Regions from separate parts of the Homo sapiens genome. Here all the other regions are linked to region 1. A link is a loop called in an ENCODE intact Hi-C map of the cell type or tissue named here. Cell type or tissue: heart left ventricle. All regions are shown on one strand. Region 1 overlaps STX8 (syntaxin 8). Region 2 overlaps STX8 (syntaxin 8). Region 3 has its middle 14 kb from the start of NTN1. Region 4 overlaps NTN1 (netrin 1). Region 5 overlaps STX8 (syntaxin 8). Region 6 has its middle 27 kb from the start of NTN1. Region 7 overlaps NTN1 (netrin 1).

Region 1 (4,000 bases):
GTCATCTTCTCAACCCAGTTCATAAATAGTTCTCCATATTATGACCAAGTAATTTAGTTATTTCCAATATATCCGATATATACCTGTAGACAAATGCCCTGAGGATGCTACCAAAAGCTCCTGTTTGGAAAAGGGGAAAGGCACACATTGCCACCCAGTCCAGGACGTACATGCTTCTTATTAGGGTGCAGTAACCCTGTCCCCTGGGAGGCTCATTCTTGTCTAATGTCCTCTGCTGAAAAAGACAACCCTTTGGGGGTTTCCGCACTACCTAAGGTCAGCTTCAAAAAGGGAATGTTGCATAGCCATGGTGAACATGGAACAAGTTCTAGGAAGAAATGAGGATCCAGAAGTAGAATCAACCCGAACAAATATTACTGTCAACCAAATAGAGTTTGTGTGTGTTGTATAAAATCACTGTAGAATTATATGCTTCAATTACTGAGATTAAATATTCAGTATCAGGAAAAAGCTTGCCTTTCTTAAAAAGTATGTTTTGGCTGGGCGCAGTGGCTCACACCTCCCAGCACTTTGGGAGGCCGAAGCCGAAAAGTCACCCGAGCCGAGGAGTTCACGACTAACCTGGGCAACATGGTGAAACCTCGTGTCCACTAAAAACACAAAACATTAGCTGGGTGTGGTGGTGGGTACCTGTAGTCCCAGCTACTCAGGAGGGAGGGAGGATCACCTAAGCCTGGGAATTTGAAGCTGCAGTGAGCCATGATCACGCCACTGCACTCCAGCATGGGCGATGGGAGTGAGACTCGGTCTCAAAAAAAAAAAAAAAAAAAGTATGTTTCTTTCCTTTCCTATTAAATACTTCCATTGTGGTACACATCATATTTCCCTTTCTGTGTTGGTTTTCCAAGATTCTATCCTCAGTGCTAAATTTAATGCTCAAATATGGTATTAGTTTAGGAATTGGACATATTTTATTTACGTTCTCTTCTACATGTAAACATTTTCTATTCTTTAACAGCTTTGAGATTTTATATATACATACATCTTTTATTGTAAACTACCCATGTCCTCTTTGGAATACATAGGTCACAAATTATAAATAAAATCTATCTTGGGATAGGATTTGAGCTATCTTTGCTAAACTGCCCTACAAGATTCCTAGAGATTGAGGTTGGGGAAGAAACTGGGCTTTGAACAGTCCAAAGGCTCCGCTAGCCAGTCTTTATTGCTTGCTGTTTTATCTTAAGTCTGGTTCTGCAGGCTAAACTCTGTGAACGTATTCATTTATTTATGCTTTTGTGTATATTTTGGTGTTGTTTCCAAGGAAAAGTTCTCTTTCAAATCCTCCCGCCTTGCCTTAGTTGAACTAAGGAGAAGTGGGATTTTCTCCTGTGTTGATGTGTTCCTGAGTGTTGGATGGGGTGCTGCCAGCTAACCAGACCAGGACTAGAGCTAAGGAAGAAGCTGCTGGAGCTGGGGCAGAGGCACTGGGAATCCAGGAGGTACAGGACTGGCCCAGAGGTGGATGGACGGAGTCCCTGCCCACAGGGCAATTCCTTTACACAAAGAAGAACCTCAGACAAATAAATGGGTACTAAACATATGAACGATATAAGGGTAGAGCAAAGGCATCCTGGAAGTCAGTGTCACGGTCTCCACCGTGGGGCCTGTCCGTGGGGCTTCAGCATTCACTGGCGTGGGAGACCTGCAGCTTAGGTGTGTCACCACCGTGTGGTGGAAGGGAGAGTGACAGGCATACAGAGCCCAGTGGGTTCCCAGTTCAGAGATTTATGGTGCTTTTCTAAGCCACAGCTTGAACAAAAATAGAATCTGTTTATTAAACTTGTCTCTTTCATAACACAACACAGACTTCAGAAAGATAACTTTACAGCAGACAAAATAAAGAGGAGGCACTCATATTTCTCCAGCTACCTGCTAATGGCTAATCTCGAGCATGCTTTATTCTGAGGCCTACAGGAAGGAGTTTCCTCCTCTCACCTCCAACTAAAAAGAATCCCCTTTCTTTACTTTGGCATTGAACCCCTTCAGCAGCACAGCTCACAGTCCTGGCCCTGGCTTACTAGGGCTTGCAGAATCATCTTGCTTCACCAAGCTGGTTTGGAAGCAGCAGAATTTCCTCTTGAGCCAACAAGTCTTCCCCTCGCTGAATGCTCTCTGGCTGTTTCTAAGAATGTGCTCTGCAGTTCCCATGCCCCAAGTCCTCAGATGCCACTAGCTATTCAGCTCTCATGCCCCCCATCTTCTCTCCAAACACAAGGCCTTACACCCAACCAGCAAGCAACTCTAGGAAGATTATTTTCAAGACAGATTAAAGTAACCTGACAGAAAATAGAACAAAACATGAATATCCGGTATCATCATGGATACTGGTTGGTTAAGCAAATTTAAATTCATTTCACCAATATTATTGAATTGGGTACAATCACTAAATAACCACTGGGACACAGCAGCCAGGGACCTCCATGTCTCCTAGGTAGATAAAGAAAAATAATAATGAATAGTGAGAGCATTTACAAAGTGCCAAGCATTGTTCTGAAGAATACACATGCTATAATTCATTTCACCCTCACAAATCTCCCAATGTTGGGTAGATCCCATGAATACTTCTAGTTTCTAGGCAGTATTCTAGGAGTATCTAAGGGATGCTCGAGGTCTCACAGCTGGTAACCAATGGAGCTGGATTCCAATCCAGAAAGTCAGATTGTAGACCCCTCAAAACAGTGTCTGCAGCCACTGCCTTACACGGCTTCCTGGGGAAGTCATCCCCTACCTGTAATCAGCTTATGAGGACCTCACAGAAGATGTGGAATTTTAGAGACTTTTTTTTTTTTTAATGAGAACATTATAACTTGGGCATGAGGTAGCTATGAAGAATTCTCAAAGACCTGATTAAGGTCCTTGGATAAGTGATGACAGTGAGATAGGAGGTGTAAGAAGGTCCGGCGGTCTACCCAGAAAATGTTACCATAAAAATAGAATACTGTCATTAATTTTGAAGTGAATACGACACTTTGTACTTTGCAAAGAACCGTGACATATATGTTATCCATTTTAAGCTTTGCAGTAACCCCAGATGTCATGTTTAACTTTTTATGTGGTCACCATTTATAGTACTTTTTTTTTTTTTTGAGATGGAGTCTCTGTCTGTCGCCCAGGCTGGAGTGCAGCGGCACGATCTTGGCTCACTGCAAGCTCCGCCTCCCGGGTTCACGCCATTCTGCTGTCTCAGCCTCCCAAGTACCTGGGACTACAGGCACCCGCCACCACGCCTGGCTAATTTTTTTTTTGTATTTTTAGTAGAGACGGGGTTTCACCGTGTTAGCCAGGATGGTCTCGATTTCCTGACCTAGTGATCTGCCCGTCTCGGCCTCCCAAAGTGCTGGGATTACAGGCGTGAGCCACTGCCCCTGGCCCAAGTCTTATTTTCTCCATCTTATAGATGAAGCAAATGATGAAGATTCCACGGCTAGCCTAGAGGTGGCCTAGGGTTTGGGTCTTCTGATGTCTATTGCAGTGCTGTTGGTCACATCTTGCTAATTTGGCCCCAGGGTCAGCAAAGAACTCTTAGTGAGAGAGATGGCGTAACACAAGATAGGAAGGAAAGGAAAGATATGAAGTCTGGCTGGAAGGCCTAATGGTGATAAAGTGAAAGAGGAAGAGAACTCGTATTTTCTGAGCCCTTACTATGTGCAAAACCCTATGGTGGGCCTCAATGGCTCAGGAAAGCTGGAAATACAACAGAATCACTGAAAGAGAAGATTCCTGCATGGAAGGCAACTGTTGCTTCTCCATCAGGATCAGCTCTGAGTGAGGGTGGAACATCTGAAGCCAGGCGTTTCATAAACAGGAGCTTTGGCAGTCTTACACTCTTTAGAGCAGACAACAAGGAGCAGACAGGAATCAGGAATCGCTCCTTAGAGACTTCCAGGGATGGGAAGAATGCATGGGAAAGGATTCTTAAGAAGGTGTGTGCAGAGGAGGGTACTTCATTGATGAAACATAAGGAAGAACTAGGGGC
Region 2 (4,000 bases), 220 kb after region 1:
ACCCAGCCAAGCCTACTCATTTTTAACAGAGGTGCCAAGAATACTCACTGGGGGAAGACAGTCTCTTCAATAAATGGTGTTGGGAAACTGAATATGCACATGCATAAGAATGAACCTGGACACCCATCTATCACCCTAAGGAAAAAATCAACTCAAAATGATTCAAAGACCTAAATGTAAAACCCAAAACCATAAAAGTACCAGGCAAAAACAAGGAAAACACTTCAGGATGTTGATCTGGGAAAAGATTTTATGAGTCAGACCTCACAAGCACAGGCAACAAAAGCAAAAAGAAACGAATGAGATTACAACAAACTAAAAAGCTTCTGCACAGCAAAGGAAACAGTCAATAGAGTGAAAAGACAATCTATAGGAGAAAATATTTGCAAACTGTTTATCCAACAGAGGATTAATATGCAAAATATGTAAGGAACTCAAAATATCTCAATGGCAAAAATCATAATAATAATTGGATGGAAAAATGGGCAAATGAGCTAGGCATGGTGGCATGCACCTATAGTCCCAGCTACTCAGGCTGAGGTGGGAGGATTACTTAAGCCTGGATAACATAGTGAGACTCTATTTCCAAAAAAAAAAAAAAAAAAAAAGATACACAAAATATGTGAAAGACAGACAAATGATCTGACCAGACATTTCTCAAAAAATGACACACAAATGCGCCAACAAATATATACAAATTGCTCAGCATTACTAATCGTCAGGGAACTGCAAATCCAAATCACAATGAGGTATCATCTCATTCCACTTAGAATGGCTATCATCAAAAACACAAAATAAATGCTTGTGAGGATGTTGTGAAACAGGAACTCTTATACACAGATGGTGGAAATGTAAACTAGTACAGCCACTATGGAGAGCAGTATGGGGGTTCCCCAAAAAACTATAACTAGAGCTACCATATGATCCAGCAATCCCCCTACTGGGCACTTATCCAAAGGAAAGAAAATCAGTATTTTGAAGAGATATCCACACCCACATGTTTACTGCAGCACTATTCACAGTAGGCAAAATATGGAATCAACCTATCCAACAACAGATGAATGGATAAAGAAAGTGTGGTATACATACACAACGGAATACAATTTAGCCATAAAAAAGAATAAAATCCTGCCATTCACAGCAACATGGATGGAGCTGGAGGACGTTATTATATTAAGTAAAATAAGCCAGGAACAGAAAGCTAAACACTGCATGTTCTTACTCATACGCAGAAGCTAAAAACAAAAGTTGATCTCATAGAAGTAAAAAGTAGAACAGAGCACACCAGAAACTGGGGAGAGTAGGGAGAAGGGGGAGAGCAAGAGATTTGTTAAGGGACACACAATTATAGTTGGACAGGAGGAATAAGTTTGAGTGTTCTATTCACCACTGTAGGATGACTACAGTTAACAATAAAGTCTCCAGTAGCTAGAAGGACGATATAGAATGTTCCCAACACAAAGAAATGAAAAATGTTTGAGATTATGAATGTGCTAATTATCCTGACTGGCTCATTATATATTACATGTATGAAAACATCACTATGTACCCCATAAATATGTATAATTATTATATGTCAATTAAAACAAAATGATAGGCTGGGTGCGGTGGCTCACACCTGTAATCCCAGCACTTTGGGAGGCCAACGCAGGTGGATCACCTGAGGTCAGGAGTTCCAGACCAGCCCGGCCAACATGGTAAAACCCTGTCTCTACTAAAAACACAAAAATTAGCTAGGCATGGTGGCGGGCGCCTGTAATCCCAGCTACTTGGGAGGCTGAGGCAGGAAGAATTGCTTGAACTCAGGAGGCGGATGTTGCAGTGAGCCAAGATTGCGCCACTGCACTCCAACCTGGGCAACAAAGTGAGGCTCCATCTCAAAAACAAAACAAAAACAAACAAAAAACAAAATGATGACAATGATGTTACAATAGCAATAACAACAGTTAACATGCAGTAAGCATTTGCCCTGTACAGACACGGCTCCAGGTGATTTATATATATTCACTCATATCTCCATTATTTATAATTCTTCTAGCCTTGTTCACATCTCCCATATCATCCAGAAACAATTGCTACCCTATTATTTAACCTTTTATATAGATAAGGTGCATATCCACTAGACAGAAGGCAGAAACTGAAAATCACCCTTCGCTGTACACACGCTGTCCCACAATATGGAGTGAACAGCTAATAGCATATCACCTACTGGCAACATATGAACAGAAAGTAGCTGGAGGATTCAATAATTTTTCATTCCAAAAACATTTACTTCGTAGTTATTATATAGTCGGCATTGCTCTCATTAATGGGCATGAAGAAAAAATAGAATATAGACAAATGGACCAAAATCTCCACCCATACAAAGCATAGATTCTTGTTATCGGTGCTGTTTGCATTCTGGTGGGATGAAACAATGTGTAAAATGTGTGCAAACTGTCTAATGTCGTACTTGGAAGATGTTAACTACTATCATAATACCAATTATTGCATTTTTTTACACAGAAGGCACTAAAAAATTTTAAATAAATCTGTATATCACAAAAGCTATATTAATTTCACTTTTAGTTTAGAACTTTAAAGCCTTTGGAAGACTATTTCATGTAGCAAGAGACAAACCCAGGCAAAACTGGAAGAAAATTTTTGATTCCTTAGACTAAGATTTTAAGCACAGAGTTGGTCTCAAGTATACTAATTAGCATGCCAAACAGAAGTATGACTTTCTTCCACTTTACTAAAACGACAGGTGTGTTTCTTTGAAGTCTTTCTCTCTCTCTCTCTCTCTCATTCATTCATTCATCCATTCATTTATTTGAAACAGGGTCTCACTCTGTCACCCAGGCGGGAGTGCAGTGGTACAATCATCTCTCACCACACCCTTGACCTCCAGAGCTCAAGGGATCCTCCCACCTCAGCCTCCTGAGTAGCTGGGACTACAGGTGCGTGCCTCTGCACCTGGCTAATTATTTTTATTATTTGTAGAGATGGGGTCTCGCTATGTTGCCCAAGTTAGTCTTGAACTCCAGGGCTCAAACAAGCCTCCCACCTTGGCCTCCCAAAATGCTGGGATTACAGGCATGAGCCACTGTGCCCAGCTGGAAGCCTTACTTTATGCCATTGGCACCAAATAGCCAAGATGTCAAGATTTTGGATTTCTTCTCTATAATAATTATTCAATTTCACGTACCTTCGAAGAAGGGGGAAGAATGCAATAGGAAAGGGAAGGAAAGAAGAAAATTCACATTCAAAGCCTATCCCAACTCTCATATCATCTTGCAAGAGCCACTTTTCAAATCAGGAATTACACAGGATTTGTCCATGGTTTACTGCAAATGCAAGTGGGTCAGAGGTATGTAAAGATACTTTGAAAGTGCATTAGTAACCAGCTATGACCATCAAAATGAGTATATTGCCCCTGAGGTGTTATTGCTCCTCTGAACTTAATGTTGGAACCAGTCACTGGTAGCTCCTGTGAGCCCTAGTGCATGCTTTTAAAAAGCTGTTATTCAAGGGGAAAAAATGTAAAAATATTTTTTTCACAATCTCAAAAATGACACATTAGAACCACAGTCATATATATATATATATATATATATATATATATATATATATATATAGACACCTGTTAGAAAATAAACACCTGTTAGAAAATAAAAGTGACAATATGGGCACAATTTAATACTAATATCAAACATACATCACCACAGACATATATAGAAAGGATTTCCCAGGGTTATCTGATTCCCAAGGCTGAACTGTCTAACTCCACTTCTCTCTGGTTTGTTTGGTGTTTCTACTTTCCTGATGCCCCAAACCTATGAGGAAATCCAGCAATTTCACTCACTGACCTTCACTCAGAAAAGCAGGTAAGATCATGAGATCATAGGTATCCCTGGATGTACACCCGATTCTCTTTTCATTTGGTTTTATGTTCAATTTAACATTTGGGGTGGTGCCTATTATTACTGTTCTAGGTACTAGGAAAATACGAAAAATAATA
Region 3 (4,000 bases), 290 kb before region 1:
CCAACCTTGCTGCACCTCCCCCGCATCTCTCCACGTCTTCACCAACATTCTCCTGGGAGCTTTAGCGACTCCCAGATTTTCTCTCAGGCTGCCTCCACCCACCCCTTGTGGCTTTCGGGTTCTGATATCCAGCTGTCCTTGAAATCACGCTTTCTAAGAGTTGGAAACATCCTTCCACAGATTCTAGAGCCATTATACAGATAGTGATATTGAGGCCTAAAGTGACTTGCAGTTGTCACCCAGCTAATTAGAGGGCTTGAGCCAGAATGGATTTCATGGCAAACAGTGAATCTCGGACTCTGGGCATCAGACTTCCAACCGCCCCCACCCCGACCCAACACACACACACATACACACACACCCTCCCTCCTCCTCCCCACCGCTGCCCCACAGCTTCCCTACGTCTGGGGAGGGGCCCAGAAGGCTGCATTTTAAACAAGCATCCTGAAGCATGTTGATGCAGGTGGTATAAGGACCATATTTAGGGGAATGCAGCCCAAATCAGGTTCTTTACCTAGCAGGCCCTTCTCTCCCAGGACCATGGGCTTTGCTTGTTCTATGTGCGTCACATATGATCTGCAGAACAGTCTTTTCGGTGTCCTCCCAGACTGGAGGCCATAGTGGGTGAGGTCTATTTCTAGGAGATGCTCCAGTATCCTCCAGAATGTGCAGCCAATGAGGGAGCGGCAGGGGGTGAACTGTGCACCCAGCCAGATGAGGAGAGGCCAGAGTGCACCGCAGGCTGCCTGGATGTTGAGTCCCCAAACCCAGGGGCCTTCTCTTACCAATGTGCTTTCACAGCTGGACCTAACACTGCACACTGCAGGCCCCACACAGACAGTACAAATGTGCCCAGAGGCCCCCCTTGGCAAGGCAAATCTGCCCACGCCAGGGACAGAGCAGCCGGCCATAGGGGGACCCATGCCAGCAATAACCCAGGTGTGAGCTGTGGCCCAGAATGCCAGCACCTGCCCCTTCAGCATGCTGGGGTTTGGAGGTGTGAAGTGGGCGGTGGAGGGGCAAAGAGAAGGCCTGGAAAAGTGGAAGAAAGTGGGTAGGGGGAGGAGAAGCCATCAGGTACGGGGGTGGTGGGTAGTGGGGGGGACAAGTCCCTATTTATGTAAGCCATTTGTAGCTGCGAATTGTAAAACTGGGCAGGCTTCTCTGGAGTAATTCATAGTGTTTGGACAAGACAAACATTGTTCTGCTTTAAACAAACCTCCAGAAAGGTCAGCTTGGTTCATCCCTTTGCTGCGAGTCGCTGAGACTATCCAGATGATGAGAAAATCAGATCTTCGCTGAGGGGGCCCAGGCAGGAGGTGGTGGACTCCTGAGCCCTTTGGATGCTGAGCGAGGACACCCAGTGCAGGGAGGGGCCTTGGCTCTGTTGAAAAGGCTGGACTCCCAATCCGGAGCCAGGAGATGTGAGGTGTGTGTGTGCACATCACAGATTGTGAGATTTTGATGATGGCAAGGACATCATCCACATTCTAGGGCCAAGCCAACATGACGTGCAACATGAATCTTCTTTATGTGGAAGAAGAATTGATGGGAAATGAAGGTTCATGGATGCAGAACCAAATTAACCCAACTAATGCTATGCCCAGATATGGCCCTGGACACCAAGAAATCCATGTTCCTTGCATATGGATGCCCTGGTAGGGCCCTTCTGTGTTCATTTAGCAAACATTTTTGAGTGATCACAATGTGTCAAGTTTTGTGCTGGGTACTCAGGGTTACAGTAGGGAACAAGAAAGATATATTAGTAGCACCCACTCTTGGGGCCTATAGTTCTGGGTTATCCTCTCCTTCCCTGTCTTCCCTAAGAAGAGAAGCTGTTCACAATTTCACTTCCAGCTTCTCCACCGCCATCATGGCCTCACCAAGCCCCCTGGCCAAGACCCAGCATACCAGCTCCCTCCACGGGGCCTGACAGTAAGTGCTCAAGAAATGCTAGCCGCCATGGTTATAATTACGAGTACAATTGTGATTACGAGACTCCATTGTTTTCTTTTCTTTTCTTTTTTCTCTCTCTTTCTTTCTTTCTCTTTTTTCTTTCTTCCTTTCCTTTCTTTCCTTCCTTCTCTCTCTTCCCTTTCTTTCTTCCTTCCTTTTTCTTCCTTTCTTTCTCTCTGTTTCTTTTCTTTCTTTCCTTCCTTCCTTCTCTTTCTCTCTTTCTTTTCTTTCATCCCTTCCTTCCTTCTTTCTTTCTTTCCCTTCTTTTCCTTTCTTTCTTCCTTTTTTCTTTCTTTCTCTTTCTCTCTCTCTTTTCTTTCTTTCCTTCCTTCCTTGTCTTTCTCTCTTTCTCTCTTCTTTTCTTCTCTCTTTCTTTTTCTTTCTTCCCTTCCTTCCTTTCTTCCCTTCCTTCCTTCTCTTTCTTTCATTCATTCATTCTTTCTTTCTCTTTATCTTTCTTTCTTTTTTCTTTCTTCCTTCCCTCCCTCCCTTCCTTCCTTCCTTTCTTTTCTTTTATTTCTTTTCTTTCTTCCTTCCCTCCCTTCCTACCTTCCTTCCTTCCTTCTCCTTCCTTCCTTCCTTTCTTTCTTTTCTTTCTTCCTTCCCTCCCTTCCTTCCTTCCCTCCTTCTCCTTTCTTCCTTCCTTCCTTTCTTCCTTTCTTCCCTCCTTTCTTTCTTTCTTGCTTGCTTGCTTGCTTTTAGAGATGGGGTCTCCTTCTGTCACCCAGGCTGGAGTACAGTGGCATGATCATGCCTCATTGTAACCTCCAACTCCTGGGCTCAAGCTATCCTCCCACCTCAGCCTTCCAAGTAGCAGGGACCACAGGTGCAAGCCACAATGCCTGCAAATAATTTATTATTATTCTTATTATTTTTGTAGAGATAGGATTTTGCTGTGTTGTCCAGGCTGGTCTCAAACTCCTGGCCTCAAGTGTCCTCCCACCTCGGCTCCCCAAAGTACTGGAATGGCAGGTGTGAGCCAATGCACTTGACTTAGACTCTGTTCTTGAGTGATCTATCTGACCCTGAGCTGAAGTGGATACTTTGTATTGATATTTACTATTCATTCTCATTGTCTTATTATTAATGGCTTATTAACAATACATTATTGATGCTCATTAACACTAAAGCCCAGTGTCTCTGTGGTGCCAGTCATCACTGTCCTGTACATGATCTCTGTTTGCCCTGTAGTAAGCTTGGTGATGGCAGTATCACTGGATTTGCTGGTTCTAGGCAACTTTTTAATTTAAGTTAATTAATTAATTAGTTTATTTATTTATTTATTTTTGAGATGGAGTCCCACTCTGTCCCCCAGGCTGGAGTGCAGTGGTGCGATTTCAGCTCACTGCAACCTCGGCCTCCTGGGTTCAAGTGATTCTCCTGCCTCAGCCTCCCCCAGTAGCTGGGGTTACAGGCATGTGTCACCACGCCCAGCTGATATTTTTTGTATTTTCAGTAGAGACAGGGTTTCACCGTGTTGGCCAGGCTGGTCTCGAACTCCTGACCTCAAATGATTGGCCCACCTCAGCCTCCCAAAGTGCTGGGATTACAGGCATGAGCCACTGTGCACCCAGCAGTCTATGCAACTTTATGAAAATTGTTTAGGGCTTTGGACACTTTAGGGTCTTCTGCATATGGTTTTTTACTCAATACTCCTGATATCCATGGAAGGAAGAGAGGGCGGGAGAACAAGGAAGGAAGATTACTATCCACATTTTTCAGAAGAGGAAGTTGATACTTACAGAGGTGAAGTGATTTGCCCAGCATCACGGAGATGTTAACGGAGGGGACTATGTCTGACTAGGGTACAATCCAAACCCCAGCTCTACTAAAAATACAAAAATTAGCTGGGCATGGTGGTGGATGCCTGTAGTCCCAGCTACCTGGGAGGCTGAGGCAGGAGAATCACTTGAACCCAGGAGGCGGAGGTTGCAGTGAGCTGAGATCGCACCATTGCACTCCAGCCAGGGTGACAGAGTAAGACTCCATCTCAAAACAAGACAAAACAAAAACAAAACAAAACAAAAAAAGCTCTGTCTTGGGA
Region 4 (4,000 bases), 180 kb before region 1:
GGAAGACACTTTCTTTGTGCAATCCAAGCAGACTTTGCTCAGGAGAGGACAGTCCGAGACTAGAAGGCAGCAGAATGAGATGGAAATAGAGATGTCATATAGGGAGAGAGTATAGGAAAAAGCCAACTGCAGAATCAAAATCCATATGGTACAGAGTAAGAGGCAGATTTTGTTCAAGGATGTTCACTGCAATGTTGTTTATAACAGCAAAAAAAGATGTCCAACGATGGGAGATGAGCTAAATAAACTCTAATGTAGACATAAAATTAAATATATATGATTCAGGCCAGGCGCGGTGGCTCACGCCTGTAATCCCAGCATTTTGGGAGGCCGAGGTGGGCGGATCACTTGAGGTCAGGAGTTTGAGACCAGCCTGGCCAACATAGTGAAACCCATCTCTACTGAAAATACAAAAATTAGCCGGGCATGGTGGTGTGTGCCTGTAATCCCAGCTACTCGGGAGGCTGAGGCAGGAGAATTGCTTGAACCTGGGAGGCGGAGGTTGCAGTGAGCTGAGATCACGCCACTGCACTCTAGCCTGGGTGCCAAAAAAAAAGAAAAAAAAAAAAAATATATATATATATATATATGATTCAGCTATTCAGATATTGTGTATTATTTATTGACTTAAAAGGAGTAAGGGAAAAAAAAGGAAGATTCAAGTGTAAGTATGACGGGTCTGATACTTTTAAAAAATGTGCATATGCTTACTTAGAAAAAGCTTTGCATGATTCTATTAACATATTTAGGGTGTATAAGGTATATAAAAGTTACTTTTAATTACAAAATGCATCTATTTCTGTAGTGTTTGAATTTTTTGCAAAAAAATATATTGATGTTTTACTTGAGTTAAAAAAAAAAAAGATAAACATGGAGGCCGGGCACTGTGGCTCACACCTGTAATCCCACACTTTGGGAGGCCGAGGCAGGCAGATCTCCTGAGGTCAGGAGTTCGAGACCAGCCTGGCCAACATAGTGAAACCCTGTCTCTACTAAAAATACAAACATTAGCTGGGTGTGGTGGCGGGTGCCTGTAATCCCAGCTACTTGGGAGGCTAAGGCACGGAGAATCGCTTGAACCCGGGAAGAGGAGGTTGCAGCGAGCCGAGATTGTGCCGCTGCACTCCAGCCTAGGCAACAGAGCGAGACTGTGTCTCAAAAAAATAATAACCATAAATAAATAAATAAAAGTGGGATGAAAGATGTTACCAGTATAAACTGTTGGGCAGCACTTCTTCCTCTTTTCTCTCATAGCTCCTGGTTTCTACTGACCTGCAGAGTTTATGAAACTGCTGTTCCCATCTGTCTGTTCATGTCTGTCTTTGGATTGTGAACCACCCAAGGGCAGTCTGTATTTCTAGAACCTGACATGGTGGGAGGCTTCTGTGAGAGAAGATGCTACCTGCATTTTTCTTGGGTGGATGAGTGGTAGGCTTGGAAGATGGGGCAGGATGCTGGGGCGCCAGGCCGGGGGTGCAGTAGAAAATTCTGCTCTGTGCAAACTCCTGTTCGTCAGTTCTGTGACAGCTCCCCTCTCCTTCTGCCTCAGCTCCTTGAGAGAAAGGACTGTGTAAGTGGGTGAATGAAAAACTAATGAACTTGAGCTCATTCATTTGGGTGGGCCAGACAGCACCTTAATACCGATTCAGTAAGTTCAAGCCTTTGAGAGAGACTTTTGAGTTCAAGGATGTTCAACTCTTTGGGGTGAGCAAATAGGCAATGGAGGTGGTTTTGAGGTGTTCACCAAAGACCCACAATGCTGGCGTCAGCCTTGCATGTGTTCCCCAGGGTCTCCCGGGGGTCTCCTGCTCACCAGTTAAAGGCTTTCCTTCTCAGAGCTCATTGTCGGGAAGAGAAAGCCGGGCTCCTGGCTGGACCAGTGTCCTCATCCACGTGACGTTCCTGGAGCTGGACAGATCCCGGCTGAAATCTGGAGAGGGATTTGATAAATGCTCTAAACCCTCCCACTGTGTGCACTGGAGTTAATTTAAAAACCAGCTTCACAAACACACTCAGAGGCCTCAGAAGGAAAGCAGAGGGCAGGCAAGAGCCGAGGTCTGTGCCCTGACTCATCCTTCCCCCCCGGGGCGGGGACAAACGGCTCTGACATTTCCCGGGGCCGCAGCCCCCAGAGACAAACGAACGGATGGGCCGTGGCGGAGTCTCTGGAGGCGCCGGGGCAGCCTTGGATGGGGCTTGCTGGTCTTGGCCGGCCGTGCGCGGTGGAGGAGGGCTGGCGAGGCGGCAGCAGCCGTGTACTCGCCGTCTCCGAGGCCGTGGAGGAAGGGATTTCGTGTTTCTCCCTCTATGAACAGTCGGAGAATTTTCCTCCCATAAACAAAACAAACATGAGCCGAAGGGGCGGAGGCCCCAGGGGCAGGCTGGGTGGCCCTTTCTTTCAACCTCTCTGCATTTGTTTCTCCGGGGGCAGATTGTGGCAGCTTCTTAGAGCCCCAGAAAGCCGCCTGTGGGTGTCGTCATCTTGCTTGGTTAACCGAACACATTGCCTCTTGGTCCTAGCCAGGGCTCTGCTGTTCCTGGAGGAGCGGCTGTGGGCCAGCTAGACCCTTGTCCACAGAGGCGAGTGGCTCTGCAGAACATTCCACGGGGGTGGCAGAACAGGTGCCTCTTGGCATGGGCAGGCGGCATGGTGGGGTAGGCAGAGCCCCCGGGAGGGTCAGGAAGCAGCCACAGAGTTTTGAGCCACCCACCCACCCACCCACCAGCTTGCTGTGTGGCCTTCACCACGTCTTTCTCATCCCTGGGCCTTAGCCTCCCCATCTTTTGCTCCAGAAGTCGAGCTGGGTGATTTCTAGAGTCTCTACTCGCTGTTTGTTTTTGTGACCCGGGGAGGGGCAGCTGCGATGGTGGAGGGCACCCTTCTGAGGCCCCCTCCTCTCCCTGCCCTCTTTCTCTCCCCACATCTCTCTGATTTCCCCTTATTTCACTGACAAAGCTTAAAATCCCAGGGCTTTCTGTAGATAGTGGGGCTGCGGAAGACGGTGCCTGCCTCGGCTTGAAAACCAGGCCCAGAAAACACTGCCATCCATCACGTTCTCATTGTCACCTAGGAAGGCCCCAGAAGGTCAGCTTCCAATTGCCTCTCAGTACAGAGCGCGTTTGTGTTGCTTGGGGACTGACTGTCCTTTCACAGAACTTGTGGGAAAATACCTCTTCTCTTCTCCAGAAAAGGTGATGAGAAAGGTATTATTTAGAAGGTAGACAGGAAGGAGAAAGGTGGAGGCATATTCCACTCTATGAAAGGACGAGTATGGGATTGAAATATTTGTAAGCATGGGGCACATCCTATTAACAGTTGATGTCGGATATCTTGTCTGCTTTCAGGAAGGATTTGTGGCCGAGGTACAAGGGGTGGCTTTTGATATGAAAATGTGCATTGTGGCTCCCTGAATGAGGGGGGTGGGAGAGGGCTGGGATGGCCCCACTGGGCGGGGAGAGGAGCCTCTGGGAGCGACACCCGGGGAAGCTGTGAGGCGTGAAAGGGTGCTTTTAGGAAAGTCTGGATCAGACATGATGTTATAGGAAAAAATGCAGCGTCTAAGGAAACAGCGCGTGAATAGAGAGAAAGCCGAGAGACAGGGCAGGGAGGCAGAGAGGACATAAAGCAGATTGGCATTGGCAGCCAGGGGAAGGAGCTGCCTGGTGGCAGGGGCCACAGACTGGAGGGAGGATGGCAGAGGACACTCTGCTTCCCAGGGAAGGGCCCGGCCTGGGGCGGAAACTTGCAGAATGGCTGATGACACCAGTAGTTGGGCTTGCGCTCCTCAGAAGCATGAGGACAGGTGGTTCACAGTGTCACTGGCCCTGGGTCTGCACCTGGACCAAGTAAAGCATTACCTCAAGAAGCTTTCATGTGGGCCGGGTGCGGTGGCTCACGCAGTAGTTTGGGAGGCCGAGGAGGGTGGATCACAAGGTCAGGAGTTCGAGACCAGCCTGGTCAATATGGTGAAACCCCGTCTCTACTAAAAATACGAAAATT
Region 5 (4,000 bases), 230 kb after region 1:
GGTGCACAGACAATCCATGTCTTTCTACAGACAAATGAAGTTGAAGCTTGTTAGAGTTCATAGGAAGGGCGTTCTTATCAACTGAATACAGAATTGAAATAGCAGTGAATTCCAAGAAGTAGCTTTCTTTAGCCTTTCTTAGCGTTTCAAAAAGATGTCAAAGTGACTATATAAAATGTTTGTTTTGTCTGGAAAAAATATCAGTGTTTGGGCATTCACAGACCACAGGGAGGTTTGCAGTTAGGATGAGGGAAGATATTTCTGGGGTGTGAGTGAGCTGAGTCTGCAAAGCTTCGTAACTAGACTTGCCTATAGATTTGAAAACACTCCTATGATATAAAAGGGTAATTCCTTTTTCAGAACTTTTTTTGGTAGTTCCTTTCTGTGAATATAAAGATGCACAGAGGCTCAAATTTCAATTAGAAATAGATTCTTTGACAGAAATTCTTTAGAGACGAAGTCTGGCAACAATACGCAGACTGGATTACACGGAAGAGAGGCTGCAGTCAGAGAGGCAGGCCAAAAGGCCAGTGTGGTAATTTAGGTGGGAGGTAACAGGAGTCTGGACAAGGGAAGTGACAAGAGGGAACAGAGAGAAAGGGACAATTAACATAGTGGCTCAAGGGAAATTCCACAAGTGTTGATGAATAGACTGGATATAGGGAATAAAGATTGCCAAACCTATGTGACTTGAAGAAATTGACACGACTTCAGGAAAAGGAAATTTTTTCATTACCTTTCAATTTTCAACACAGCACTTAATAACAATCCCAGAGTTAAACTGGTCCTTCAAGAGATCATGATTATGTAGGAATATCTGTAGCCATATTTACTAAACTGTTAACATCTTTCAGTCCAATACTCTGTCCTACTCTTTTCTGTATCCCATCCACCCTTCCATCCATCCATCCATCTGACAAACACTGAATATCTTCTATGTATCAGGCACTAATCTAGTGACTTGTAAGTGAACAAGAGAGACATAAATACCTGACCTCATGGAGCTAATACTCAAGGGACAATAAATGCCTAACATTGTGCCGACTGCAAAGTTGATACTCAAAATATTTTTTGTTCAAATTGAATAATCTCCATTGAGTATTAGTCCAGAACAAATAAGAATCAGAACAAGGAAAATATCTTCCTTACATAATATCCAAGGAAATTTCACTATAGCACCTTTAAAATCTATTACAATCAAATATTGTTCTAATTTAAAAGCAATCCTATTTTTTCCTATTCATTGCTTGCCAAATTTACCAATAAAAAGTTTTAACACTAAATGAAAACCTTGATGAAACAGTTCACAGAAGAATAGAAATACAGGGTAGAAAAGGCCATCATTTTTTTGGGTCTCCAACTCAAATTTCAAAACCCCAGGGCACTGCTCCTGAGAGTCACACAGGCCATCTTAAGCAAAAAACAAAACCAAAAGGAACACTTCTGTACCTTAAATGTTTGCAAATCATGGTACCTTAAAAGTAGAAGAGGGGCAAAAAGGGGTGATACACAAAAAACAAGAATTCCAAGTAAAAGATGAATGAGCTGCTCTACCATATTTATGGTGACTGAGAGCCATCTGCTGGTTACAGTTTAGTTACAACAGTCCAGGAGGGCCAACTATTGCAGGCAGCTTCTCTATTACATGATGCATGCAACATGCTTAGAAACACAATGCACTGGTTCTCACTCCTGTGAGGAAGCTTAAAAAAGTTTCCTATCGGCCGGGCACGGTGGCTCACGCCTATAATCCCAGCACTTTGGGAGGCTGAGGCAGGTGGATCACGAGGTCAGGAGATAGAGACCATCCAGGCTAACACGGTGAAACTCCGTCTCTACTAAAAATCCAAAAAAAAAAAAAAAAAAAAAATTATCTGGGCATGTGGCGGGTGCCTGTAGTCCCAGCTACTCAGGAGGCTGAGGCAGGAGAATGGCGTGAACCCAGGAGGCGGAGCTTGCAGTGAGCCGAGATCGCGCCACTGCACTCCAGCCTGGGCGAAAGAGCGAGACTCCATCTCAAAAAAAAAAAGTTGATATCATACAAGCAGTGAGTAGGATAGTGGTTACCAGAGGCTGGGAAGGGCAAGAGGTTGGGGGAAGGAAAGGTTGGTTAAGGGAGACAGGGAACAGCTGGATGGCAGAAGTGAGTTCTGGTGTTCTGTGGCATACTAAGGTGAATACAGCAAATGATAATTTACAGTTTTTTGAATAGCTAGAAGAGAGGATTATGAATGTTATCAACACAAAGAAATGATACAGGTTTGAGGTTATGGGTATGCTAATTACCCTGATTTGATCATTACACATTATATACATGTATCAAAATATCACACTGTAAGCCAGGCTCGGTGGCTCTCACCTGTAATCCCAGCACTTTGGGAGGCCGAGGCAGGTGGATCACAAGGTCAAGAGATCGAGACCATCCTGGCTAACACAGTGAAACCCCATCTCTACTAAAAATACAAAAAATTAGCCAGGCATGGTGGCATGTGCCTGTAGTCCCAGCTACTTGGGAGGCTGAGGCAGGAGAATCACTCGAACCCAGGAGGCAGAGGTTGCAGTGAGCCGAGATTGCACCACTGCACTCCAGCCTGGGCAACAGAGCGAGACTCCATCTCAAAAAAAAAAAAAAAAATCACACTGTACCCCATAAATATGTACACTTATATGTCAATTAAATATATATGTACATATATATATACACACACACACATATATATATTTAAAGAGAAACAAATGCGCAAAAGTCAACAGAACTTATATAATATGAGGGAGTTGGTGTTCCTAGAGCCATGCCTTTTTGACACCATCTGCAATAACAACTCTCCATCTTCTTCCAGTTGGTTCTTCACAACCAAACACAGTTATGATAAATCCGTTGAGTGTCCAGTCAAGATGAGCAATCTACATTTGCTTTAGGCATTCGGCATACCTAATGATTTCCATCTTTGTCTCAACATTACTGTTTTCACTTTACTGTACTTGTTTCCATTCTCACTCATTTTATAAAGTAAAGGTAAAATGCAATAAAATATTCAACCAATTGTGCAAATCAATACTGTTCTATGAACAAAGATGTGAGTTCAGTGAAACAAAATTATCAGCTGGCAAGCAGTGCCACCATCAATAATATTAATAGAAATGTGTGTTTGGCAGCTGATATACAAAAATCCAAATTAGGCATTAAAAGGCCATTTAAGAGTGTCAATGAATAATGCTTATGCATTCAAGATGCACAAAAGCCAAGGACCACCTACATCGTCCATTTTTCACCTCAGTGACCTTACTGTTTATTATACCAATTCATCTAACTCATGTCTAAAGACAACAAATTTTGAGATGGACACCCACATTTTCAATTCTGGCATCTTTTCCCTCTGGAATGTGTAAGCTCCCTCGGGTAACTTTTATGCAACCAGTTGGGTGCCAATGTGCGGACTGATATGGAAATTACTGTTCTAAAAAGACAGGATTCAAGAAGATACACAAGGAGGAAAAACAACACATGATGTACAAATTTCTACCCACTTGCGGTATCAATTTCTGTCTCAGTCCTTTCAGGCTGCTATAACCAAATACCTCAGACTGGGCAATTTATAAACAACAGAAATTTACTGCTCACAGTTCTGGAGGCCAGGAAGTCCAAGAGCATGGCATAAGCAGATACGGTGTCTGGTGAGGACTTTTTCTCTGCTCCATGGGTGGTGCCTTCTACATGTTCTCATATGTCCAAAGGGGCAAGGAAGCTCCCTTCAATCTTTTTTTTATAAGGGCACTAATCCCATTCTTGAGGGCAGAGTCCTCATGACTTACTTCCCCGAAGGTCCCACCTCTTAATACTATCACACTGGAGATTAGGTTCTAACATATGAATCTTGGGAGGACACTACTATTCAGACCATGGCAAAGGGTGTCAATGAATAATGCATACCATTCAAGACATACAAAAGTCAAGGACTGCCTACATAGCCATCACTTCCACCTCAATAACCTTGATTTG
Region 6 (4,000 bases), 300 kb before region 1:
AGGTTGCAGTGAGCTCCAGCCTGGGTGACAGAGTGAGACTCCGTCTCAAAAAAAAAAGGAAAGGAAAGGAGGAAGAAAAAAGAAAGAAAGAAAGAAAAGAAAAGAAAGAAAGAAGAAAGAAAGAGAAAGAAAGAATGAAAGAAAGAAAGAATGAAAGAAAGAAAGAAAGAAAGAAAGAAAGAAAGAAAGAAAGAGAAACAAAAGAAAGAAAAGAGAAAGACAGACAGACCCGACCAGGCACAGTGGCTCACACCTGTAATCCTGGCACTTTGGGAGACCTTGATCACGAGGTCAGGAGATTGAGACCATCCCAGCCAACATGTTGAAATCCCATCCCTACTAAAAAAAGTACAAAAATTAACTAGGCGTGGTGGCATGAGCTGGTAGTCCCAGCTACTCGGGAGGCTGAGGCAGGAGAATTGCTTGAACCCAGGAGACGGAGGTTGCAGTGAGCAGAGATCATGCCACTGCACTCCAGCCTGGGTGACAGAGCAAGACTCTGTCTCAAAGAAAAGAAAACCCAACCCTGCCACTTACTTAGGTTCCGTTTAACTTTAGGTGAGTCATTTAGAATCCATGCCTCAGTTTCCTCGTCTCCCAAGTGGAGATAATAGCCCTGACCTTATAGGGTTGTTATTTGGGTTAAATGACATGCTACACAGAAAGCACCTAGAAGAGTACCCGGCCCATAGTAAGTACCAAGTAAGATTTTGCTATTATTAATAATTGGTATGAAATTGATAAAATGAATAAAATTCTTTCTCTCCTTGCCTCCACTTACCCAAACACCAACTCCACTTTCTTTCTCCCATCATGACTCTGTTTGCTCCTACAAATCAGATTCTTTTTCCCTTTTTAAAGAAAGAGTCTGATTTCCCAGCCTTGGCAACATAGCAAGACCTCATTGCTACAAAAAAAAAAAAAAAAAAAGCCAGGTGTGGTGGCACACACATTTAGCCCAGCTACTTGGAAGGCTGAGGTGGGAGGATGGCCTGAGTCCAGGAAGGGGAGGACGCAGAGAGCTGTGATTGAGCCACTGTATTCCAGCCTGAGTGATAGAGTGAAACCCTGTCTCAAAAAACAAGGTTTATTCCTTTTCACCCCAAACTTGTCCCTGTCCCTCCCTCATGACCTTCCTGGGAAGCATAGTAAAACATGCATCAGGGCAAGAGCCTGGAGACCTGGGGTTTAATTCCACTTCTGGGCTTCCCCTCCCTGAGCCTCAGCTAAACATCCAAGGATCCCTTTGTTTTAAAATATAGGTTGTGTTGGCTGGGTGCAGCAGCTCATGCCTGTAATCCCAGCACTTTGGGAGGCTGAGGTGGGTGGATCACCTGAGGTCAGGAGTTTGAGACCAGCTTGGCCAACATGATGAAACCCCGTTTCCACTAAAAATACAAAAAAATTAGCCACGTGTGGTGGTGGGTGCCTGTAACCCCAGCCATTCGGAAGGCTGAGGCAGGAGAATTGCTTGAACCCAGGAGGTGGAGGTTGCAGTGAGCCGAGATCTTGCTATTGCACTCCAGCCTCAGCAATAAGACCAAGACTCTGTCTCAAAAAAAAAAAAAAAAAATGTAGGTTGTCTTATTATTCAGGTAATGCCGAGGACAGCAGATCAGGAGACAACTACCATTGAAAAAAGAGTTTGCTACTCACAGTTCCGGAGTGGAAGGGACATGCCATGCCACACAGGGCCACACGGGGGAGCCCAGGGTTGGGCAAGAGGCAGAAGGAACAAGAGGAAATCAGGGCAGGGGCCTTAACTATGGTTTCGGAGGGAAAGGCAGGCAAGGCAAGGTTTAGGATTGGCAAGTGTGAGTAATTTTGGCGGGCTCCAAGGTATAGGGGATTTCTCTAGTTGTCTGACACTTGGCCCTGGGGTGACTAGGACAAGTCGTGAGAGTTTGGGTGTGGGCTCTGGATTGGTTGGTTTGCATATCAAAGGTGTGCTCACAGCGTAGTCTTTGCCATCTCTAGGGATTAACTAACCCTGGAAGGGACAGTCCCTCCAGGATCAGCAAACCCCAGACCCCAAAGCATCAAGAATACAGAAAACAAGAAGACGTAGTTAATATACCCTTCTACTATGAATGTGGTTTCATCAGCCACTTTATACATGTCCAACAATACATATTGCTGCTATGACATCATGACTTTTTATCTTCACAGGGGATTCTGACATAGGGGTTAAGGATACCGTCTCTGGAGTCAGACTACCTGGATCCAATGGTAACCTCTCTGTGCCTCAATTTGTAGCTCCCTCATTTTATAGCTGTGGGATTTGGGGGCAATTACTTAACCTCTCTGTGCCTCAGTTTCCTCATTTGTAAAATGAGGATGCTAGTTCCTTATTTCTTAGCACGGTGGCCATTAGAAAAACTATACTTGTAAAGAAAGCTCTTAGAACAGGCTGGGCATATAGGGAGCAATCAATACCTGACAACTATTGTGATTTCTTGATCATGTCAAGCTGCCTTCCAGATTAGAGTTTTCACCTCTGCTGTTCCCCGCGCTGGGAAGGCTCTTTCCCACTCTCTTCACCTGGGTAACACCTTCTCTTCCCTCATGTTTCAACTTAAATGTCACTTCCTCAGCGATGCCCCCACGTCCCAGGCCCCTAGCCTACCCAGCCTTTGTTATACTCTGTCACATGGCCCCTGCACTTCCTTGTAATGCTCATCATAGTTGCAATTGCACAGCTGTTTGTGTTACAGTTTATTGAACATCTGCCTGCCTTTCCCTGTAGACCGTAAACCTTAGGAGAGCAGGGACTGTGTCTGTCTGGTTCCTGCTGTGTCCATAGTGCCTGGCATACCAAAGGTGGTCAATAAATGTCTGTGCACTGGATAAACCACATAGGTTTACAGCTGCAGGTGCATGGATGCCTGGGTCAGAGGCCATCTGGACTCTTGTCTAATGGCAGAAATCCAAAGTCACAGGCTTCTGACCCCTTTGTTTGATGATGGGCTTCTGATGAAGGGCTTCTGGGCCCTTCAGCTGCCCTTTTCAGGCCAGGGAGTCTGGGAGGGAATTCTTGAGGATCAAAATCCATGTTGTAGATGACCAGCTGGCCTGGAGACATCAATTGGCAGAAGTGATGGAATGTGTACGGAAAGATGCAGCTGCCCTGCTCAGGAGGGACTTCATCCTTGCTTTGCTAAACCAGCTGAATTCCAGGAATACCAGCGAGGGGATTGGGTCATGTCATACCTGCCTCTCGAGACAAGCAAGCCGAAAGCTGAAGGGGGCAGGGAGGTGCTAGAACTGCAGAGAGAAAGGAAGGGCCAGATGTACGGACCGGAAAAAGCCCTGTAGCAGGTGGAGGTGAATATAATTAATGGAGCCCAGTGAGCAAGTCTGCACATGCCAACGTCAAAACCTCATCCCAAGGAGCCATGGTCTCACTAACCCCATCCCTGAGAGGGCAGAGCAAGAATAGTTTGAGATTGACATGCCAAGCAAATGTATAGCAGGAAATTCTCCTAAGCCAGGGGTTTGGTCAGAGGCCCTGGCCCCTGTGGCTAAAATCAGGATTATGTCTGTACTGATTTACTTCCCAGCTGGGTTTCAGGAAAAGCCTCAAAAAGACCACAGGGTTGTGCCTCAGATTGGCACATGAGGCCAGCTTCCCTTGGGTCTGTGCTTTCTGGACAAAAAGCTAATACGAAGGGAGATACTCAGAGGAAAAGGCCCCATCCCACAGCCTCCCTCTCTCTATAGCCCCCTTTGAGTCTTGGCAAGTGTATTTGTGACAGCTAGAACAAATCAAATGTATTTTACAAGTTTAGCCTCAAGCAGACCAAGTGCCAGCTTTGGTAGACATGTCCAAAGGGATTTTGACCCTGGACTAGTGGTTCTCAATGGAGATGCTATTGTTCATTTAGAGATTTGGGGGGTCGTGGCTTTGGCTGTCATAGTGATTGGCAGTCACTACTACCATTTAGTTGTCAGGGACCAGAGGTACTATATGTCGTCAATGCATGTAAGCAACCATTGTGCA
Region 7 (4,000 bases), 190 kb before region 1:
GACACTGTCCATGAATGCCCATCAACAATAGAATAGAAAAGTAGCTTGTGATATGTCATACAGTGGAATGCTATACAGGAATGAGTATGAATAGCCTATAACTACATGCAACAAGTAGTCAAAACTCAGAAACATAATGTTGACTAAAAGAAGCCAGATGCATACTCTACGATTCCATTTATGTCAAGTGCAAAGCCAGGCAAAGCTAATGTATGCTGTTGGCAGTCACGATATTGGCTACCCTGGCTGGATGGAGGGTAGTGACTGTGGAGGAGGTGGCAGGAGGTGGCTTCTGATGGTGAGTGTGGGGGGATAGTGTTCTGGTTCTTGGCCTGAGGCTGATTCACATGGATGTGTTCAGTTCGTGAAAATTCCATGAGCAGTATGCTTTGTGAGCAAAAAATTTTCTGACCAATTTGATATGTCAATAAAAAGCTAAAAAGTGATTGACAGGGTATATACTCAGAAGAATTGAAAGCACGGACTGGAACAGATATTTGTACCACCCATGTTCATAGCAGCATGATTCACAGGAGCCGAGAGGTAGAAACAACCTAAATGTCCATGGATTGATGAATGAATGAACTAAATGTGGTTTATACATGTGATATGGTTTGGCTGTGTCCCCACCCAAGTTTCATCTTGAATTGTAGTTCCCATAATCCCCATGTGTGGTGGGAGGGACCCAGTGGGAGGTAATTGAATCATGGGGGAGTTTGCCTCCGTGCTGTTCTCATGATAGTGAGTGAGTTCTCATGAGATCTGATGGTTTTATAAGGGGCTTTTCTCTCCCTTCAGTCTATACTTCTGCTTGCTGCCACCATGTGTTTGCTTCCCCTTCTGCCATGATTGTAAGTTTCCTGAAGCCTCGCCAGCCATGGTGAACTGTGAGTCAATTAAGCGTCTTTCCTTTATAAATTACCCAGTTTCGGGTATGTCTTTATTAGCAGCATGAGAATGGACTAATACAACATACAATGGGATATTACTCAGCCTTAAAATGGTAGGAAATTCTCACACATGCTACAACTTGGATAAACCTTGAAGCTGTTATGCTTGGTGAAAAAAGCTAGACACAAAAGAACAAGTACTAGGCTGGGTGCTGTGGCTCAAGCCTGTAATCCCAGCACTTTGGGAGGTCGAGGTGGGTGGATCACCTGAGGTCAGGAGTTCAAGACCAGCCTGACCAACTTGGCGAAACTCCATCTCTACTAAAAAATACAAAAAAATTAGCCAGGTGTGATGGTGGATGCCTGTAGTCCCAGAGACTCGGGAGGCTGAGGCACGAGAATCACTTGAACCCAGGAGTCAGAGGTTGCAGTGAGCTAAGATGGTGCCACTGTACTCCAGCCTGGGCAACAGAGAGAGACTCCATCTCAAAAAAAAAAAAAAAAAAAAAAAGACAAGTACCGTATGATTCCACTTATAGGACGCACCTAGAGTAGTCCAGTTCATACAGACAGAAAGCAGAATGGTGGTTGCCCGAGGTTAGGGGAGTGGCAATGGGGAGTTAGTGTTTAATGGGTACAGAGTTTCAATTTGGGAAGATGAAAAAGTTCTGGAGATGGAGGTGGTGATGATTGTGCAACAATGTGAATGTACTTAATGCCATAGAACTGTATACTTAAAAATGGTTAAGGTGGTAAATTTCTTGTGCATTTTACCATAGTACAAAGATAGGTGATTGCAATAGATGATTGCAGATAATAACACAACATACATACAGACAAAGACACACGAGCAGAAGCAATGGGCCGTACAAAGCTTCCTGTGCTTCGGGGCCTGGGAAGGAGCCCGGCAGGGGAGCTGTGAGGGCAGAGCAGAGGGGGTCTGGAAAACTGGGAAAGGACCCAGCGTGACCTTGGAGGTAGCAATAGGGTCAGCCCTGCTGGGCACAAGGCTGACCTGCAGGCCCGACACATTTGAGGGTGCTCGGGCCAGCTGGCATGAAGCCGCTCTCTCTTGCTGGCACGTCAAAGCTGAATGTCCAACACCATGACACCCTGGTCTGGCCTTTTTTTGAACTTGCACAGCTTTCCCGTCAGGTCCTGGAGACAGGGAGACTTTAGGCGGGGCGATTTGGCCCACGGAAGGGAAGGATTTCCCACGTGGGCTTTATTCTAGGGAGTGCGAGGTTGGCCACAGTCCTGACCTGACAGCCAGGGACCTGCTGCTCACAGGACATTTCAGAGTCAGAGCCAGATTCCTCAACACTTACGAGGTGTTCCTGTACCAGGCCGAGGCCCCTGTGATGGTGAGTGCCTCTGAGTGGGGCAGGGGTGGGGTGACCCATGGCTGGGTCTCACCGTGGGAGCAGGCTGCTGGCCATGTGGGGCCCGTGAGAGACCCGGCAGTCCAAGGACAGGTGTTTTGTTTTGAGCGTCCATTTCAGAATGAAAAGACGTGGTGTTAGCCCCTTTACCAGCAGGGACATTCCCAAAGAATGCTGCCCTCTGACACCTGGCCTTTAGGAAGAGCCCCCAGGAAGACACCACACCTGGGCCGGATTTCCAGGGCCAGCCCCCTTGGGTCAGCTTGGTCTGCTCCATCTGCCCAGTCCTAGGAAATCCAGCTTTTCTTCCCTTTGCATTGCCCCACCCCAGGCTTATTCATTAGGTGTCCTGTCACCTCTCCGGGCCTTTTCTGAAGGTATCTGGAGCCTGGTGTGTGTGTGTGAATGGTGGCCTTAAAAGGCTTAGGAACATTTGGGGGCTGAGAAAAGAATGCTCCCAGCTGGCAGGTGGATGTAGGAGGCATTAATCCAGAATCATTTTTCCTGTGGAGACGGCTTTGTTATAAATCTGTCAAAACGTGGGCGTTCTTCAGTGTTCATGATATTATCCCTGGCTCCTGTGGGGACAGGGGTGGGAGTAAGGGCGCCTAGCTGAGAAACAGGATTTTCTCCTAAAAGATGTTTGGTTCCTTGAGATCTGTTCTGTCTCTCTCTCTTTCTCTCTCTCTCTCTCTCTCTGTCTCTGTCTCTCTGTCTCTCTCTGTTTCTCTCCTCCTTGACCTCACGCAGTTGGTAGAGTACAGCCAATTTGTCACTGGTTCTTTAGAACTGTGGGAATCCTCCCCCTCCCCCAAGTCCCCCAAATGTGCAGGTGAGCTGGATAAGTAGGCAGCCTAAAGACAGAGGGAGGTGGGTTGAAGGGAAGGAAGAGGAAATGAATGGTGAGCAGACACACCCTGGTATTCCGATTTAAAAAAAAAAAGAAATGCTAGTTGGGTGGGGATGGGGAGTGGGGAAACCAAGAGACCATCTGGACCAGCTACTCCCAAAGCATGGCCCCCCAACCAGCAGCGTCAACAATATCGCCTGGGAACTTATTAGTGATGCAAACTCCTGGGCCCCATCCCAGACCTGCTGAATCAGAATCTGCACATCAAAGTTGGAGAAGCGCTAAATAAACCACACTTCCTGGTCCAGAGATGGGAAGTGACTTGTCTGTGATCACACAGGTGGTTAATTGCAGAGAAGGACTTCCAGCCCACTGCCTCACCTGCCTTGCGGGTGAGATGGAGCAGTCGTACCTGACTCTTGGCACTCAGGGTTTGTGCCTTGGCAAATCTGGTTGTGTTTTGTATCTTGGGGGCAGAATTTTTGTGTGAGTTATTATCAACCAAAGATGGTTGAAGTGTGAAGCTGTAGGCCTGCCTCGGAGTTAGCACACGGAACGGAATATCCTACATGTAGTTTTGGTTCTGACCACTGATTTGCCATCTGGCAAAATGGCATTTCCTTCCTTCCTTCCTCCCTTCCTTCCTTCCTTCCTTCCTTCCTTCCTTCCTTCCTTCCTTCCTTCCTTCCTTCCTTCCTTTCGACAGAGTCTCGCTCTGTCACCCAGGCTGGAATGCAGTGGTGCACGCTCGGCTCACTGCAACCTCCGCTTCCTGGGTTCAAGCAATTCTCCTGCCTCAGCCTCCCAAGTAGCTGGGAGTACAGGTGCCCACCACCATGCCCGGCTAATTTTTGTATTTTTAGTAGAGACGGGGGTTT

Evidence for each region. Hi-C counts contacts between places; a loop is a spot of excess contacts. Peaks named below come from ENCODE experiments on the same cell type or tissue, not always from the same donor. Only the 100,000 strongest peaks of a DNase experiment are listed, where the experiment ranks them.
Region 2: a loop joins it to region 1, with 2.2 times the contacts of the local background. A loop is called at or near these places in 31 of 110 quality-filtered maps.
Region 3: a loop joins it to region 1, with 2.7 times the contacts of the local background. A loop is called at or near these places in 60 of 110 quality-filtered maps.
Region 4: a loop joins it to region 1, with 2.4 times the contacts of the local background. A loop is called at or near these places in 13 of 110 quality-filtered maps.
Region 5: it touches region 1 in a loop (3-fold over the local background); 31 of 110 quality-filtered maps call a loop at or near these places.
Region 6: it touches region 1 in a loop (6-fold over the local background); 60 of 110 quality-filtered maps call a loop at or near these places.
Region 7: a loop joins it to region 1, with 2.3 times the contacts of the local background. A loop is called at or near these places in 13 of 110 quality-filtered maps.

What each region holds. Positions count from the first base shown.
Region 1 is chr17:9,290,670-9,294,669 of GRCh38, forward strand. All of the region lies in intron 7 of STX8 (syntaxin 8), which reads right to left. Among named protein-coding and RNA genes, the nearest start is that of NTN1, 270 kb to the left of the region's middle. In heart left ventricle, a CTCF peak has its summit at 1,690; a DNase peak (open chromatin) is centred at 1,672; H3K27ac peaks cover 264 bases.
Region 2 is chr17:9,512,727-9,516,726 of GRCh38, forward strand. All of the region lies in intron 4 of STX8 (syntaxin 8), which reads right to left. Among named protein-coding and RNA genes, the nearest start is that of STX8, 61 kb to the right of the region's middle. In heart left ventricle, no CTCF peak of the experiment used is centred here; no DNase peak of the experiment used is centred here.
Region 3 is chr17:9,005,093-9,009,092 of GRCh38, forward strand. It overlaps a transcript of NTN1 not described here. Among named protein-coding and RNA genes, the nearest start is that of NTN1, 14 kb to the right of the region's middle. In heart left ventricle, no CTCF peak of the experiment used is centred here; no DNase peak of the experiment used is centred here; H3K27me3 peaks cover 2,974 bases.
Region 4 is chr17:9,113,597-9,117,596 of GRCh38, forward strand. All of the region lies in intron 2 of NTN1 (netrin 1), which reads left to right. Among named protein-coding and RNA genes, the nearest start is that of NTN1, 94 kb to the left of the region's middle. In heart left ventricle, CTCF peaks have their summits at 2,047 and 2,248; DNase peaks (open chromatin) are centred at 2,135 and 3,733; H3K4me3 peaks cover 896 bases; H3K27ac peaks cover 468 bases.
Region 5 is chr17:9,520,694-9,524,693 of GRCh38, forward strand. The region is part of intron 4 of STX8 (syntaxin 8); the gene reads right to left. Among named protein-coding and RNA genes, the nearest start is that of STX8, 53 kb to the right of the region's middle. In heart left ventricle, a CTCF peak has its summit at 1,584 (motif pointing left); no DNase peak of the experiment used is centred here.
Region 6 is chr17:8,992,722-8,996,721 of GRCh38, forward strand. No RefSeq gene overlaps it. Among named protein-coding and RNA genes, the nearest start is that of NTN1, 27 kb to the right of the region's middle. In heart left ventricle, a CTCF peak has its summit at 1,700 (motif pointing right); a DNase peak (open chromatin) is centred at 1,710; H3K27me3 peaks cover 69 bases.
Region 7 is chr17:9,102,711-9,106,710 of GRCh38, forward strand. The region is part of intron 2 of NTN1 (netrin 1); the gene reads left to right. Among named protein-coding and RNA genes, the nearest start is that of NTN1, 83 kb to the left of the region's middle. In heart left ventricle, no CTCF peak of the experiment used is centred here; a DNase peak (open chromatin) is centred at 2,021; H3K27ac peaks cover 1,714 bases.